Regions from separate parts of the Homo sapiens genome. Here region 2 is linked to region 1. The links are chromatin contacts, found by Hi-C in ENCODE. All regions are on one chromosome and are shown on one strand. The core of a region is the stretch at or near the end of the contact, and the rest is flanking DNA. Distances in the headings are between cores, read along the strand shown.

Region 1 (5,098 bases), core at 967-3,466:
CCACACACACACCACACATTACACACATACACAACCACACACACCACACACACAATACACACACACCACACTCACTACACACACACCCCACACACAGAGCACTCCACGGTCAGCCTTCTACCCCGGAAAACTGCTTGTGCAACAGGCTGGATCTACCAGACGCTCCTCACTGTGCTCGCCTTCCAGCTCTGGGGCAGACTCCGGTGGTGGGACTGAGGGTCAGAGTCCCCAATCCTAGACCCCCACATCCACTTGTCCTCATGGGGCTGGTGCTCATTTCCCTGGGAAGCCTGGGAGAGTGGACCCAGTTCTCCTGTCCTGGGGCTCTTTTAAGTGCACCCACACTTGGCAACACTGGGGCTGGGCCCAGTGCAGGGTTCATAAAATACAGCCCTTGCACTGCCAGGGGCCTGGCACATTCTGCTATTCTTGCTATGTAATGACCCAGCAGCCCCCATCCTGGATGCTGAAATCCTACCCTTGTCGTCATGCCACAGCTGAGACAGTCAGTGTTCACCAAAGCAGGTGCATTCTCTCTCAGGACACTAGTGTTCTCCATGGGAACGCTGAGGAAGAACATCTCTGCCATCCCTGGTGTCGCTGTGAAGCTGCTTTTGCCCTTCCCAGGAGCTGACACTGCAGATGAAGAGACAGCACTGTGATTTCTGGAAGAGACAGCACTGTGATTCCTGGTCCTAATATCTTGGCTTTGTTTGGGTTTTTTTTCCAGATGACCATTCTAGGGTGATTCTGAGCCAACTGGATGGAATTCCCTGTTCAGACTACATCAATGCTTCCTACATAGATGTAAGTGGGCAGAGGTTTCTTGTTCCCCTGGCCCAGCTGGGGCATGAGCAGTAAGCACTTTCTTGTCTGGTGCCCGGAGTGTAAATTGTCACAACCTTTCTGGGCAGTTTGGCCACAAGCACAAAGGGTACGGAACTGCCCGTGCTTTACACACTGGCATCAGCATCTGGGAATTTGAATTCAAGAGACAGAGATGATCACAGAGGATGTTCACTACAGCATTATGTATATTCCTGACCAAATAGAACAGGGAGCATGGGTAGTTAAACAGATTGTGGTAAAACCATGTGCAGTGGACTATTAGAACTTGATTTGTATTAATCTTTAAAAGATCATTTAATATCAATTATAAAATTCCCATTAAAAATACAACATAAAATAAATTGTACATGTTCACCCAATTAGAGGACAGAAATGTCTGCATGTCTGCTTGTGGGTGAGTCTGGGAAAGGTTTGGCAGAAAAACAGACTAGAGAGGGGACGTATGAAGTAGGATTTGTTATTTCTGGAATTGCTGGTGAGTTTTCTTTCCTTCTTAACCTTTTCCTGTGTTTTGCAAATTTTCCATGGTGAATATGTACTGCTTTCCTAACAGCAACACCAACAAATCCTTTCAGCAAAGATAATTCTGAAAAAATATAAATCTGATGTTATTTTTTCTAGGGTTACAAAGAGAAGAATAAATTCATAGCAGCTCAAGGTAAGCTTTTTATTAATTTCTCAACGTATTTTTGGTAACGTGAATAGCTCTTATTTCCTTCTCTGTATGCCAACAAGACCAAGGACTTATACTGGATTTGTGTGTGTGTGTTTACACCTAACAGACACGTTAGATATCCATTCACACAACGGATATGTGTAGTCAGAGAAACACACACTTATTCCCACACCTATATGGTGTGAACACAGGGCACGCAATGGCCCCGGCTGCCATTCCAGCTTGTTAATACTTGCGTCAGATAACCTTGAATTTCTCTCAGCTGGCTGAGCCCTACATGGCTCCCCAAGTTTGGGCGAGGGGTTAGTGGGGTGAATAGCTTTTCAGATCAAGGCCATAACTAAGAATATACTTCAGCTGTGAAAACGTGCCCTTCACCTTGCACAGGGCTACCTTGTGTGTTGAGTACTGAATCCAGCATCACTCCGTTCCACCAGAGGTTGTCATCTGCAGGACCTGGTGTACGTGCGGTTAGATATCAGTGGAGCTGAAACCAGATTCCTCAGACTTCCTCACTCTTAGGCCAGGAGTCTTTAGGGCAATGAGCTCTGAAAGTCAGCGTCCATCAAAATCACCTGGGAAGTTGTTACAAATGCAGAATCTCTAAGAAAAAAGGACACACATGTGCACACGCAGAGGCCATCAGGAATGTGCCCAGCTGGAAACCTCAGGAAACCTGACGATCCTGGCTGAAGCAGATGAAAGCATGTGTTTCTCTCTTGCCAGCAGACACCCACAGGGAGCTAGCCCACGGCAGGACAGCAGCAGGGCCAGGGGCTTCCTTATCTCCCCGCCCATCCCCCTCAGCACGTAGCACTTAGCTCGGGACTGCAAAATAGCCGCAGCTCAGACAGGAAGTGGATAGGGGCAGAGGACTTTCTCCTAGTGACACTTTGTCTGTTGTTCACATCCCCCTCCCGAGGGACTTTAGCTCATATCGTATTGGACAGCACCATGCTGAGAGTAAGATTTTGACAAAGAGGAGGGGATTGGGAATGCAGGGTGAGGCTGGCCAGTCTCTGCCTCTCGCAAGGCTTTCACCAGCTCTCCCACACTTGGCTGTAGACCCAGCCCTCATCTGAACCCTGCTTCTTACCTGTGAACGTCATAACTCAACCTGGGCCCAATTATCTTGCCCACTGAGGAGTTCCTAGCTGGAGTGGGTGAGTGGCAGGACAGGCAGCCCCTACCGGTTCCGGAACGCTTCAGGGCATGACGTGTGTGTCCCCAACAAGCCTGAGAAGGGAGTGAACAGCTGTCCAGGGGCCAACGGCCAGGGTGCCGGGGCTGGGACCCCAAAGGGACTTCCCTTCATGCCTTTTGACTTCGAAATTGTCCTCTACACACAGGTCCCAAACAGGAAACGGTTAACGACTTCTGGAGAATGGTCTGGGAGCAAAAGTCTGCGACCATCGTCATGTTAACAAACTTGAAAGAAAGGAAAGAGGTGAGTTCCAGGCATCTGGCCCCGGTATCACTTCCTTTCAGCTGCTGCTGCCGGGCTGGGGATGTTCTTACCACTTCCTTTTCCTACTTCCCTCCCTTCCTCCCACTATCACTGCAGAAAAAAACCCAAACACATGCAGTGGCTTACAGCATTTTCTTCACGAAACAAATCCCCTGTGTCCCCAGCATCTCACTGTTATCTAATCTGTGATAACACAATGACACAAGAGTTTCCTTTTTTTCCCAAGTAAGAGTGGCCCCCGGCTGGCCCCATGGCTCTGCCTGCCTGATGAGAGACATGAATCTTAGAGTTTTAGGATGTTGAGCGTGTCATGCGGCAGAGCTCAGGCTAGAAATGAACATGATTTCGCGCTTATTATCCAGACTAGAGAAATGCTTTTGGAAAACGTTGGTATATTGAAGAAATGTTGATTTGTCATCCGAATATATTTAATTAGCTGTTTCTAATTCAAAAAAGGATGCATGTACGTTATAAGAATTTGAATCATTGACAAAGAAGAAAAGTTGAACTGATTCGTTTCCTAATGTAACAAGTACTCATTAGCATCTGCTGTGCTGGGCCAGCTCTGTCCCAGGTGCAAGGAGTAGGGGCTCAAATTCAGGGCTGAGAAGTGGTGGCTGTGGGGAGCCTGGGTGCGGGGGTGGGGTTGAGTGACAGGCAGGGAGCCATGCCATAGGCAGTGAGCTCACTCTCCAGAATGAAAGAAGAACTGGGAGCCTGAGGGACACTTACCACAGGTGGGGCGAAGTTAGGAGGCTGTGCTTCTGGCGTGTTCTGGCATGAAGGCCCGGTTCAGTGGGAGCCGTGTGTCCTGCCCGGCCCTGCTCAGGGCCTGCTGTGTCCTGAGCTCCTCAGTCATCTGCTGGCCTGGCCCCAGCAGTTCCCAGGCATTGTAGCGAGGACTGTGGGGAAGGGCTGCCATTTTTAGATGGGAGTACCAGGCCTTGGGGAGCTCAGCTGGGGCAGAAGATGGGTGGCAGGAGCCCACAGGAAGGGCAGGCTGGGAGGTGCTCTGGTCCCCGCAGTGCCAGCTTACTAATTGCCACCCAAAACACAGGAAGCAGCCTCCAGCCACCGTTTCTGGTCAGGAATAGGATGGAGGCTTTCATTCTGCTCTGGGGGGAGCTGAAACAGGACTGTGGAGGGCCACCCCTTTGCCCTTGCAAATCTTGCCCTTGTCATGCTTTGTCATGGGGAAGAGGGAAGAGTGACAGAGGGAAGTAGGGGATTCCCAGCCCAGGACTCTTCACTCTGCCTGCGCTGTAGCGGCCATGGAGGAGGACACCCACGCGAGGGAAAAGGAGGCTGACCCTTCATCAGGAGCCTCAGGGTCCCCCGTGACCCATGGCCCATAGGGACCAGTCTTCCTGGGGTTGGTGCTCCAAGCATGAGACCAGCACAGAAGCAGTGGGGCTCAAGGACGCCCTCACTTCCCTCTTTCAGTCATTCTGCTGAAAGTGTCACTGGCATTTTCTCTCCATCTTCCCCCACAACCTCCTACTGGATTTTTCCACTCCTGTGACTCAGTGCTGGGCTGCTGCCGCGTCCTCATTCTCACCAATTCAGATGAAATCATTTCTCAATAGAGTTCCCTTTTTCTTAATTGCTCACACTTCTGTTGTGGTTTCCTTGGCTTCCACATCCTGGGCTCTGCATTGCAAAACACAGCTGCCCTGGCATCTCATGATCGGGTGGGAGGGAGGCAGAGGGAGGGGGTATAAAACCAGCCACCAACACTGAGCCCTTGAGAGGCTGACACATGTTCTCAGTTCCTACTGGAGAGCCTTCAAGGTGAGAAGCTCAGGAGGGACCCCAGGGCTCCCCATAGGGCCAAGACTCACCCAAACCGGGACATGTAGGCATTTGCAATTCCCCTGGGCTGCATCAGAGATGGCCTGTGACCCACAGCCCCGCAGCCCCGCCCGGAGCCAGGTGTAAGGAGGGGGAAGTTGTCGGTAGCCGTCATAACACAATGATGCTGCTCTCTACTAAATACCAGATGCTGTTTGTTTCATAAGACTGTTAATCCTGGAGGCTTGACCACGAGCTGTGCTGCTCAGGGGCCATTCCCTGGATATACTCTCTGACTACTGGCAGGCTTGTTC
Region 2 (5,210 bases), core at 2,614-5,113, 140 kb before region 1:
ATAATTTTTGTCCAAGTCTTTCAGTTCACCAAAAACCAAAGTTAAATTCTACCCTTGCGCTTTAGATGTTAACAATTTGAGAAGTTTGGCGAACAATTCCATCTCCTTATTTAGAGCCAGAGCTGGAGGCCAGCTGCAGATGAGGAAAGGGAGACTTGCCCAGGGGCACGCTGCCTGCTCCTGCCACCCGTGGGCTGCCTTCTTCCTGTTCTGTTCTGTGCTGCCTCTAGTGGACTGACCCCTTATCCCTCCTTCCTGTGCCTGCAACACGGCTTATGGTGCTGGGCCTCAGGAAATGGAGGTCCCTCATCTGCATCCATAAGAAGAAAGCCCGGGTTATTCATCTGTTTAGACAGAAGTGCACTCCAACCTTTAGCAGGATCTGAAGGTGAGAAGCTATGACTTCATTACTGTGCATCCATCTTTTGTCTGCTTGGCCCTAGTCCTCTGGGTGTGGTTTCCGCCTGGCAAATTACTTCCAGGAGATGCTTGAGAAGGCAGTAGCGTGTGGAAACATCTTATGTGCAGCATGCTTTTGTTTACAAATGATTTATTATTGGTTATGTCAAAATACACATCCTGAATGAATGGGCAGTGCTGGGTAGAAATCAGTGACATCAATCGTGGTTATTTTACTTAGCAGTGGATTTTTTTTTTTTCCTTTTCAGTGTAGTAGTAATTTGTAAATGCTTTATGGAGGTTATGCTTTCTTTAGTGGCTTGGCATCTTGGAAATTGGAGCAGCCAGGCTCGGCGTGCTGTGTCCATTTTTAGCCCTAGCAGGCAGGAAGTGTGGCCATGCTCTCTCAGGGTAACTGCTGCGAGTTTGTGGCTAGAATGATGTTGGGTGGGAGTTACTCAACTGTTTGAATGCAATGGGCTTAGCTAATGGTAAGAAAGTGCGTGGAGCCTGGGAAGCAATTGATAGCTGGTTACCCTGAGCTCAGCCTCTAGTAACAAATGACACAAGGCATTTGTGAAGGCTGGAAAGCCTCCGTGAGAAGAGCACCTTGAGTCCCACTGGGAAGGGGCAGCCCCTTGGAGCATGAGGGGTCTCTTGCTGCCTCTGCTTTGGGTCTGGCTGAGGGTCCACTTTGCTCCCTGACCCCAGCCAGGGTACCAGTTCCCAGATTGCTGGTGGGCGTGTGACAGCTCATGTGGCCAAGCACCCTGCCCTGCTTCTTCAAAGCTCCTAGGTGGGGGAGTCCCAGTGGCAGGGCAGAGGGACCAACCCCCATGGCTGACTCAGCTGTAGTCCACCCAGATTGCATTTATGGGTAAGTCTACTAGAGGCACTGTACCCGAGCCTGGGGCAACCCTTCTTCTTTCGTGGACTTCCCTGGTCTCTCCAGGACGTTTCAGTGCAAATGCAGCTGTGTGATACCACCCCATACACTGGCGGGGCTGAAGGGAGGTTGGGTTCCGTATCAGTCAGGGACCTTAGGGATGCACGAGATGGAAATATGACTCAAGTTCAGTCAAGTTCATAGGGGCGTTGACTTACAAAACTGAAAGCTCAGGTACAACTGGATCCACATGGCCAGATGTTGCCACCAAGGCCCTGGCTCTCTCTCATATGTGCTCTGACAGACTCAGTCCTGTGGGGCCTCCAGCAAACTCACATTCTGTCTTCCCTGTGTAAGGAGAGGGCGTTTCCCTACAGATCAACCCAGACATGAGTCTCCTTGGCTCTGACGAGCCAGGCTTGGATAACTGGCCCAACCTCAAAGCTTCCTCGGTGTCTGGGGCTTGCCCTGTTCTGATAATCCAGGCTTGGGCCCTCTGTCTTCCCAGGGGCCAGAGGTGGAAACACAGCTCCTTTGGCAAGTGTCCTATTTTCAGTGGGGGTCCAGGGCAATAAATGAAATACTCGTTACGATAATACCAGCGATCACTGGTGTTGAGGGTGCACTTGCTGAGTGCCAGCCAGATCCTGCTCTAAGCACTTGGACATGTTAACTCGGTCAGTGCTCACAGCTGCAAAACCAGGTGAGGGCAGCAATTAGTGCATTTTTGACAGAAGGAACTGGAGGCCCAGATAGGGTAGCAGCAGGGCAGGGATTTGAAAAGGGATTGAGACCAATAATCCCCAAGACGGAGGAGTGATGCCTATGTGTGGAAGCAGGGGCCACACGGCTGCTGGGGATGGGGTGGGAAGAGGCGTCCTGTGGCCTCCAGGCTCACTCAGGGAGCAGTCAGATGGAAGGCCGGGGTAGACACCTGGACCTGCCTGGGAAGGGCTTTAGAATCACAGGAGGGACGTGAGCTCCATCTTGAACTGGGGGAGGTGATGCCAGGGATGTGGACGTCTATAGGGACTGGGCTGGGGGCACAGAGCTGGGGGCCAGGAGAGGCTCACTGAGCTGTTGCCCAGCAGGGCTGTGCCTCAGAGTCACAGGGGAGGTTCCCGAGAGCCTCCTGCTTGGACCCTGCTCTCATGATTGGCTCCAAGTTCTACAGTGAGGCCAGGGCAGCTGCATTTTTTACAAAGCTCCCCCAGGAAATTCCAAGTGTGGCCAGGGTGGAGAATGCCAGGGTCTTCTGTAGGGTCCCAGAATGAGGTCAGGACTTTCTTCAATGCAGAGGGCAGGAGGGGAGTCCAGGAGGAATGGACAGGGTGCTGTGGCTCAGGGTGCCGGTGGAAGGCAGGCATCGATGCTGAGTCTGAAGCCCTGTGCTGGGCAGGAACTTTGCTCTTGCAGGAAGTGAAACTGCTGGAGGAAATTGCTAAAGGAAAGCAATGGAATAGACTAATCCATGACAAGTTGTTAGTGAATTCATGAAGTCCAATTTTAAGAGCTGCTTTTTGAAAGAAGGCTACTGGAGAAAGGCTAACTAAATAAACAAGTTGCTGATGTTGGGATGTCAGGCAGCTGAGCTGACAGAGATCACTCCCAGCAGCCCTGAAGCCACAGGAGCCACCACACATGGTCATTTACACAGTTCCATTCATTCATTCACTGTCTCAAGTTCATTTAACACATGTGAATGGAAGGCCTTCTGGTGCTGAGACTCCAATGGTGAACAAAACCCATAGGTGCCCTTGCATTCTTTGCCGCCGGACACCTAACCTGAATCTGGGGGTCCTGTGGGAGGCAGTCCCGTAAGGGGCTGTCTGTGCGGAGCTCAGCCCTGCTCTGGAGACTCCGTGGGGCAAGGGGGCCAGGGGGCCATCGAGGGCCGCTCTGAGGTCCTTGTGTTGTCCGTGTGGGATTGAGAAGGCCTCATGCCAGGAGCTGTGCTCTTCTCTTCCAGGTGGGCCGGGGCCATGTGTATTCATTAGGGGCCTGTCATCCAAGTGGGCACTTAGGACAAAGTGGTTGCCCAGCTCTCTGCTCCACAGAACCCCATCTGCCACACATGATACCACTTTTGCTAGGCCTTCTTCTAAAGAGTTCCACTGAACCCGTAAGAGATGTGTGTTCCTGCCACTCTGTTCCCAGCCACAACATAGAAAGGGGACTGAACTCTATACCAAGGTGGGTGGGCTGAGAGCCCCAGGCACAGCGGCTTCTGTCGGGCCATTTCTGCCCAGGTTCCTTTCTCTGGCTCCCTCCCTGCTCCCATCTTCCCTCCCCCTCTGCCCTCTCTGGCTTTTCCCATCCTCAGCTTCATCTCTTAGGACCTCGTCTTCCAGAACCCCAGACCCAGCCAAGCTCGGCCTCCCTCAGGCCTTCAGCTAGTGACCTCAGCATTGGTGGAGGGACTGCTCTGACCCCAGACCCAGCCCTTAGTGGCAACAGTGGCAGCTCTGTGGGCAGCTGTGGCTAACTTGAGCGTCTGGCGGCATTCCCAGCCTGCACTCCTGTCCCAGGCAGAGGCCTGGAGAGCTGGTGCTCAGCCCGGCATAGCGGCTGGCGTGCCATTCTTTTGACATGAGTAATAGCAAAGCAAGTCCAAGAAATGTCCAGTGTTTTCTCCCTGTTGTTGCCCAATTTCAAAGAGATAATCCAATCACCTTATCAGGTGAGGGGTGGGGCAGGCTTCCCAGAAGCAGACAGAGTGTGGGGACACCCTGACCTGGCCCCAGGAGTCTTGGCTATCCAGAGCGAGTGCTACAAGTCTGGGAAGAACCTCATAATGGAATCGCTTGCCTGTTTTGATCCTGATGTGAAAACCAGTTTGAATTTTTTTTTTTTTTTTTTTTTTTGAGACGGAATTTTGCTCTGTTGCCCAGGCTGAAGTGCAGTGGCACGAACTCGGCTCACCGCAACCTCTGCCTCCCAGGTTCAAGTGATTCTCCCGCCTCAGCCTCCTGAGTAGCTGGGATTACAGGCGCCCGCCACCATGCTTGGCTAATTTTTGTATTTTTAGTAAGGACTGGGTTTCACCACGTTGGTCAGGCTGGTCTCGAACTCCTGACCTCGTGATCCACCTGCCTCAGCCTCCCAAAGTTTTGAATTATTTTTAAAGGCTCCAAGGAGAGCTTCTGTTTTGACAGAAACTCTATCAAGATATCATCCAGCCCAGTGTGGAGACACAATCTTCCTTTAACACAGGATTCAAACCACATGCAGTTTACTTCCGGGTATCTCTGTCAGGATCTTGCATTCATTTCCCACTGCCTGATGTCTGGTTGGTGGAAGCTGAGACCCCTGAGGGATCAGAACAGATCCAGGGAGAGCTGGGAGTGCTACTTTTCCATGTCTGGTCTGGGTTTTAGGGAGTGATGTTCCCACAGAAGGCTTAAGCTGGAAAATATCCATGATGAGTCCAGGGTACATTTGGTGGAGGTTTAAATACTGTGTCAAGATGCATACAAATAAACTTAACCGTGGTGCATGGCAGAAGATGTCTCTGGGAAACTGAGTGAACAAGTGAAAGGAACACAAGAGAACAAACTCTTAAGCTTTTTTGTAGAGAAAGAGTTTGTGCTCGAAATAGGGACAAGTTACAGGGTGACAGGCATGACTGTTTTCAGCAGGGAGGGCAAGCGAAGGTGGGTGAGCTTGTTTGTTGTTGTTGTTGTTTTGAAACAGAGTCTCCCTCTGTCACCCAGGCTGGAGTGCAATGGTGCGATCTCGGCTCATTGCAACCTTCGCCTCCCGGATTCAAGTGATTCTTGTGCCTCAGCCTCTCGAGTAGCTGGGACTACAGGCGCCCACCACCGTGCCTGGCTAATTTTTGTATTTTTAGTAGAGACAGGGTTTTGCCATGTTGGCCAGGCTGATCTCAAATTCCTGATCTCAAGATCCTACGCCTACACCTCGG

Evidence for each region. A loop is a pair of places that touch in the nucleus more often than their neighbours do. Pooled maps may share reads with other maps.
Region 2: a map of aorta shows a loop between it and region 1 (2.6-fold over the local background). The contact joins the enhancer-like site here to the promoter of AS-PTPRE in region 1. A Hi-C loop is called at or near these places in 6 of 168 maps with a recorded cell type or tissue (HAP-1, Jurkat, aorta and 3 more), 1 of 37 single-sample maps with no recorded cell type and 5 of 50 pooled maps.

What each region holds. Positions count from the first base shown.
Region 1 is chr10:128,060,209-128,065,306 of GRCh38, forward strand. AS-PTPRE (lncRNA antisense to PTPRE protein-coding gene) reads right to left here and starts at 2,217. Exons shown (of 3, transcript NR_136150.1): 1 at 1,919-2,217; 2 at 479-636. It overlaps PTPRE (protein tyrosine phosphatase receptor type E), which reads left to right. Exons shown (of 21, transcript NM_006504.6): 8 at 731-807; 9 at 1,471-1,507; 10 at 2,875-2,972. RefSeq lists enhancers at 1,760-2,959, 2,291-2,340, 2,751-2,960, 3,300-3,898.
Region 2 is chr10:127,919,273-127,924,482 of GRCh38, forward strand. The region is part of intron 1 of PTPRE (protein tyrosine phosphatase receptor type E); the gene reads left to right. Among named protein-coding and RNA genes, the nearest start is that of PTPRE-AS1, 12 kb to the right of the region's middle. Within about 2 kb of position 3,864, at least 20 of the 41 ENCODE cell types and tissues checked have a DNase peak (open chromatin) inside an H3K27ac peak, as active enhancers do; they include ascending aorta and tibial artery, where a contact is called at or near this core.